Regions from separate parts of the Homo sapiens genome. Here region 1 is linked to region 2. A link is a contact called in ENCODE Hi-C or POLR2A ChIA-PET data. All regions are on one chromosome and are shown on one strand. The core of a region is the stretch at or near the end of the contact, and the rest is flanking DNA. Distances in the headings are between cores, read along the strand shown. Region 1 has its middle 160 kb from the start of LINC02015. Region 2 overlaps LOC107986154 (a long non-coding RNA gene).

What was found. A loop is a pair of places that touch in the nucleus more often than their neighbours do. ChIA-PET counts read pairs that join two places held with the same protein, here RNA polymerase II (POLR2A).
Region 1: a loop to region 2 is called in a map of Calu3, with 3 times the contacts of the local background. The contact joins two enhancer-like sites. A Hi-C loop is called at or near these places in 1 of 168 maps with a recorded cell type or tissue (Calu3). POLR2A ChIA-PET finds 5 or more read pairs at or near these places in 2 of 52 experiments (PC-9 and activated CD4-positive, alpha-beta T cell).

The regions. Positions count from the first base shown.
Region 1 is chr3:177,976,488-177,980,046 of GRCh38, reverse strand. No RefSeq gene overlaps it. Among named protein-coding and RNA genes, the nearest start is that of LINC02015, 160 kb to the right of the region's middle. Within about 2 kb of position 2,071, at least 3 of the 41 ENCODE cell types and tissues checked have a DNase peak (open chromatin) inside an H3K27ac peak, as active enhancers do.
Region 2 is chr3:177,927,107-177,930,582 of GRCh38, reverse strand. The region is part of intron 1 of LOC107986154 (a long non-coding RNA gene); the gene reads left to right. Among named protein-coding and RNA genes, the nearest start is that of LINC02015, 110 kb to the right of the region's middle. Within about 2 kb of position 2,167, at least 5 of the 41 ENCODE cell types and tissues checked have a DNase peak (open chromatin) inside an H3K27ac peak, as active enhancers do.

The DNA of each region.
Region 1 (3,559 bases), core at 822-3,321, 50 kb before region 2:
CTGTTCAAAGTTCTAGTTAGGTCGTTAAAAGTGCTATGCCTAGTAAAACTGCATTCTGTCATATCACACTGACAGATGGTTTTCTCATAGGAAATGATGATTATCAGTAGCATTCTTCACAGACACACATTTTGGATAACAGCAATGTGTCAGCATATCCATTAATGATTTTTTTTAATTTGTTGGCATGATGTCATAATTTGGCATTAATAACAGGTTGGATTATATAAGATATTCTACAAAATCTTTGCTCATAAGTAATTGATGACAATTGTGAAGAAAACATTTCATTTGGTTGTTTGCCATTTGTAGCAGTGGATGGAACAAACTCAGCTGTATATGTTATTTTTGCTTCCTTTGCCTGTACCTATGGACAAGGGATTGCCTTCAGGCGTTTGCCTTCAGGAAACCAGCAAAGGTGGGTACTCATCAGCACAGTACAGAATCCCCAGTACAGAAAGGACCTTCTCAGTCACCCAACAGGCAGAGTGATGTTTTAGAGAAGTTCCACTGTAGACAATTTTCTCTCAATCATCATCCTAATATAAGTGCTTGCCTGCTTCTTTCCTCCCTCCCTCCCTCCCTCCCTCTCTCCCTTCCTTCCTTCCTTCTTCCCTCCATCTTTCCTTCAATAGAAAAGAAATATCTGCCTAAGGAATTTCAAAATAAATTATTTTCAGGATTACTAAAGGTCGTTTTCTCATTTCTTGTCAATCTGTGGTAGAGAAAGACCATTTTAAGGAGTTTCCATGTGTTGAACTATTTTTCAATTGTCAAGGATTTAAAAATAATTTCCGATGTTTTAGTAATATCCTCCAGCAGCTGATTATGGCCTCAGGAACAAGCTTGGGCTTTCTGGGTTGTAAAATTTGCACAGTGTAATAAAGTGACTCTGGAAAAGCTACTGGCTCCATAACCCACTGTAATATGAGATTTTATGGCCAGCAGCACAGTTGCTTCAGAATGGTCCATGGCCATAATAGCATAAACATCTGTTCTTCTGTTATATTTATTTAAAACAATAATAGCTTTTTTAAAATTAAATACCTGTTTTGTGCTAAAAATTATATTATATACTTAATATGTCTAATCTTTTCAAATATTTAATATAGCTCCATTGAATAGAAACTGAAGCTTCCTAACTTAGAAACTGGCTGAGGTCACACAGCTAGCTGGTAAGTGATGAAACTGAATTTAGAACCCAAGTATACTGGAGTCCAAATTCCCTACCTCTCTTCCTGGCTTCCTGCCTCCTAAGGTGAAGGGAATTTTACTCTATTCTAACAGAAATTATTTTATTTCATTTTAAAAATCTATTAGTTTATGTGTTGTTGTAGCCAATATTCATCCATTTCTTTCTCCATGTATATTATTCTGACACCAATTTCAGGGAAACAGAGATTAAGGACAGGATATAAATCAAGCAGCTCTACTTCAATAAAACAAATGTTTAAGATCTCTACTTTTTATAACTTTTGTTTATGAGAAAACAAGGGCTCATTTATTCGTAGTTTAGCTTCTGTGCTTTATATTGTGAAATGAGGTAGAAATCTAGGACCTTAACCCAAGTATGTTTCAAGTGGAGAGCTTTATGTAGTACAGAATTAACAAATATTTATGGATGATGATAATAATGATGTTTTGGTGCATGATGCCAGAAAGGACATTTATTGAATAACACTATTTTAAAATGCCTTGATATATACAATCTCTTTTAATATTGTAATAATTTTAAAAACAAGGTATTACTATTTCTGTTTTACATATAAGAAAACTAACTCAGATCAGTAAAATAACTTGCCTAAGATCACACAGCTGGTAAGAAGCAGAATTGTAATTTTAGTTCAAGTATGTCTCACTCCAAAATCTCTTTTTCCATAATATTGAAATGTTGACCCAGACAAAATGAAAATTAGTTTATCAGTTATCAATGCCTTCAGTTAGTGGTAACAAAATTTATCCACAATGACTCAACTCAATAGGGGCTTATTGTTTACATAGACTAAGAAGTCCAGAGTTGAGCAATCTAGCACTCATATGGTGGATCAAGGAAGTCATTACAGAATGAAGCATAATCTAACTCTGATTCATTCTCTTTAGAATGTGGCCTCAGCCCCCATGGTTCCAAGATGTGACTCCCCTCACTGGTCATCAATCCTCTTCTCCAGGCAAGAAGTGGTGAAAAGTGAAGGGCAAAGGGAATGTACTTGTGAATCTGTATTTTATTGAGAAAATAACAGCTGTCGCAGCAGTGTCCCCTACTGAGTTCCACTTCCTTACTAGGACAGTGTCATATGAGCCTCCTTTATTATAAGGGAACCTGTGAAATTAGTGTGGATTTTAGCTGCATACATTGAAACCACAGACAAAAAACTGGAATTCTGTTAAAACAGAGCAATAGAATTAGCAGACAGCAGTATCCAGCACAAAAACAGAGACAGGGGGAAATGAGAGCTAGAGCTCAGTTAAAAATTGAGAGGAATTTATGAAGCCTAGAAAGAGATGATTCATTATTTCTCATAGAAAATACATTGGACAACTAGATAAAAAGGATCATAAGGGAGTCATTTGCTCAACGACTTAAATATATTTTCTGTTAACCTCCCTATTGGTCTGATTACTTGAACACCAAAGAGTAGTATCCTACTGGCATCTAGGCTATCTCATTTACTGTGAGGAAAGACACACTTAGGACACCCAAACAGCATAAAGATCCAATTGGAGTAATAGTGGCCTTCTGGGTGATTTTATAAGTAAGATTATTATATAAGTAAGATTACTATATAAGTAAGATCTATTGCTCTATCCATATCCAAGCCATCAGTAAAGCAGAAAAATCAGGGCTGTAGACCCTAGACATTTTTAGACAGAAGTAATTGTCACAGTGCTTTGGTGATCAAATATTTGCAACTCTAGACTTTGAAAAAATAAAACTTTCAGATGACTGAGTTCATATAAACTCTTGCTAAACTGGACATGGTTACACTGACAAACATAAACCCCTGAGCCATCATCTTGAAACATGTTGGACTTTCCCTGTTCATAAAAATAAGTCATTTTTTTCCCCTCTCAAGTATAGACTTAGAGATTCATTATAATTATTGTTTACCTGTTACAGACGTAGGCATATGGATATCTATATGCATACGGAATGTTTTATAAAGAGGAGTTAATGAGAGGAAATTACAATCCCTTTCCATCCCAGGATCAAACTTAACAACACAGAAAGAGCAGGCATTATAGTACATGTGCTAAAATTAGAGATTTACACAGCCCTGTGTATAGAGCCTGTGCAAATTCATGAAGGTCTCTAAGTTTTTCCAAGATTACCTTCTGAAGCTTTGTCTGACCCTGTGCCCCCATGGCAGTTGGTACATTCCTCTATTAACATTTGTCTTGTTGTATTTAATTATTAGTGTATTTATTTAGCTTCTCTACCAAGCTGTGAGTTTCTAGAAGACAGAGCCACATCTTGTATATCTTTATGGCTGCATTTTCTGGCATATAATGGCCTCTCTGGAATTGCTAAATTAACTCAATAATGTTCTCCTCTCTTCCT
Region 2 (3,476 bases), core at 918-3,417:
CCATGGCAGTTCTAAAATTGAGCCAGGCAAATGTTGGAAGATCCTTGATTAGGTCTCATATCTGAAATAATTCTTCGTGTTTCTCCACTCTGCCCTCTGGGCTCTTGGTTTCACCCTCCTAGTCTTCTTTCTAGTTTTGCAAAATATAGCAGGTGTTAAAATTCTGGGCCTTCAAAGCCCTGTCTTCATTCTGTACTGTTCTGCACTGTCCCATTCCATCCAAGTGGTAATGTTTCTGTATCTATCTCTTTTGAGAACCTTATGGGTTTCCTGTGAAACTTCTCCAGGTTAAATCCATCAGACAAAAGCCCCACCCACACACCTCTTACAGATAATCTCCCTTCCACCTTGGGCTTCTGCTGAGATGACTGGGGACAATGCCCTTAGGCTTCTTAGAAGCTCTACTCTTTGGCTGAGAGAATCTGTGTGGCACACTCTTAATCTCCTTAAGGGGCCCTTCAGTCTGACTGAAGGTTCTCTGAGGTACCAGAGAATTGTGAAGATCTTAATAAAAAGATTTATGGCCACACCCTAGACATTATCTCCGTTTTAGCATCTCCGACTTTCTGAATAGTGTGAGAGCTTTCAGAACCATCAAGATCCAGCTTCTTTTTGTTTAACAGTCCTTCCCTTAGTTTAGCTTTCTCTCATCTCATGTTTTACTATAAGCAGCAAGAAAAAAAAAATGGGTGGTAACTAACCGTTCTGCTTGGAAATCTCAGCTAGATCCCCTAGTTTATCAGGCACATTTTCTACTTTCCATGTTCCTGCAGACAAGTGTATTGTTAAGTTTCTGCCCTTCCCTCCAGTTTCCAATAAGATTTTTCTCCCATTCCTTTAAGGCCTCACTGCCAGCCTCCTCATAATTCAAAATTGTATGCACAATGGGTTCAAGGTACTTGATCTTTCACCAATACTCTACTCAAAATTCTCACAGTTTCCACCTTCTACACACCGCCTATTTCCAAAACCACTGTCTCATTTTAGATTTTGCTATAAGAGCACTCTACTTCCAGGTTCCAAAATCTGTCAGTCAGGAGTTAGAATTCATTCAGCAGTCAGACAAGTAGAACCACTAGCAAAGTGAGTCAGTGACCATGTTCCATTCTTGTGTCATTCCATTCAATACTCACGTTCATAGGAAAACATCTCACTGTCCCAGCCTGGTTCACATGGCCATCCACTCACTGGCCAGAAGGAAGGCAGTACAGTTGGACTGACAGTGCCATCAAAATGACATGTAATAAGAATGGTTAGTTTTTCAAAAGAAAAGGATATGTTACTATCAAATGAAGCAGAAAGGGATACTGGTTGGGTGAAAGTAAAAGATGCCCACCACCTCTATCAAAAGTCTTTGTAACTGGCTGATGGTCTGCTATTTGCAAATAATGGATAAAAAGATTCCCTAGAGTGAACGGTTCCCAAAGATGTCGGGGTGCTTTACAAAAAAAAAAAAAAAAGATACGATTTTTAATTCTGTCTACAGCTCTAGGGCCATCTCCTATATCCAGGTCAGTTCATACTTTGCTGGTTTGTAATGTTGCATAGGAACAAGTAGTAAAAGGTAGGGAAGGAATAAAATGTCTTGACCCAAACAGAATGATTAGGAATACCTATCTCCTAGAGACATAGCCTGGGAGAGGAATTATGACTGAGACCACACAAAAGTCTGAGTGTGTCGTAAACAGGATAAACATTCAGACTTTGAAATGACCATCAATTTCTGTCTTTTCTATTATTAACATTTCTCTGCCTGTATATTTAAAAAACAATAATTCAGAACATGAATCTTTGCTTTCTCCCAAAAATGTCTTGGGCTATGTGATATTTTCACACAAAGGAGCTATTTTTGGCATTCAAAAATTGCTTTTCTTCCTGCTGGCAAAGAGAATTCACTCACTACCTACTAGTGCATAACGCTTATTTTGCTTAAAAAAGAGAAAAAGGAAAAAGGCGCTTCCTCCAAATGATATAGGAGAAAAGAGAAGATATTAAATTTGTAAAGGACAAAATTACTCCTCCTCTTTGAACATTTTCTGGAACAACACCCTGCTGCCTGTCTATTGTTTCAGAGGCTAATAGTTATATAAAGCCTCTTTAACAGCTTCTATTCCACGACATCACTGTCTCTGCCATGAAAGGAGTAGGCAATGGAGTAATGACTCACTTTAAGACCGCACCCTTATTTATATTCAGGGCTTGTCATGGGAGAGATTACCCCATTCTTTTTTGTTTCTTATTTTTTCCTTGTTTGGCTCTTACTTCCTTCTTTAATCCTTCTAAAGTTTTGTTTCAATGTCTACCTGGAACCCCTATGTTCATACTGAAAATGAAAGGAGAAAATTAGGCCGAGAATCGAAAGATTAGAATTCTCTTTGGTCTATTAACTTATGAGTGCTCTGAAGCCAATATTTTATTTAAAGAGAGAAACAAAAGTAGAACTTTGTAAATAATTTTTGCCCAATTTGATGCTTAAATGGATATTATAGGTCATTATTAAGTAATGAACATTTTTAAATAGATGGTTATTTTAATAAACAAAAATGTTGTTTTATTTAATCTCTCCCTTTAAGTTTTAGGTTGCATGGTAATTTAGGGCATACCACTTGTATTAGTCTATTCTCAGACTGCTATAAAGAAATACCTGAGACTGGGTAACTTATTAGGAAAAGAGGTTTAATTGGCTCATGGTTCCACAGGCTGTACAAGAAGCATGGCTGGGGAGACCTTGGGAAACTTACAATCATGGTGGAAGGTGAAGGGGCAGCAGGCCAGAGCAGAAGGAAGAGAGAGAGGGGAGAGGTGCCACACACTTTTAAACAAACAAATCTCATGAGCACTCACTCACTATCACTGAGCAGCACTGAGGGGCAAACTGCCCCCATGATCCAATCCCCTCCCACCAGGCCCCACCTCCAACACTGGGGATTACAATTTGACATGAGATTTGGGTGGGGATGCAGACCCAGACTATATCACCACTCTTTATTAGGAAACTCTGTAAACTTAACTATTTGGGAAAAATAAATGTATTCGATTTCTTTCACTGAACATAAGCATAGAATGACATACCATTTTTATCAGCATTTCTGTTAAATTTTCTTGGGACTTAAATTTAAAAATTCTCCAAGCCATCTTAGTTTTAAAATTAAAAGAGTATCTATCATTTATAGCACTCACACTCCTGGGATACTAATTAGTGAACAATTCATCTGGAAAATTAAAGATGTTCCAGAAAGTGTTACTAAAATAGGTGTTTGTTTTTTTTTTTTTAAGTCTTTATATGAGGAGAACTAGACTCAACTAATGAGCAGCTGAAAGAATACATTCTTATTCTATGAGATTATATATTTATAACAGAAAATAAAAAGTATGCTACTATGGATGGCATTGCAATACGGCAATACAGTAGAACAAAATCCTATAGGGAATAGGTAGTTCCCAGTTGCCTGATGCCTTCCACTAGCACGATGAGG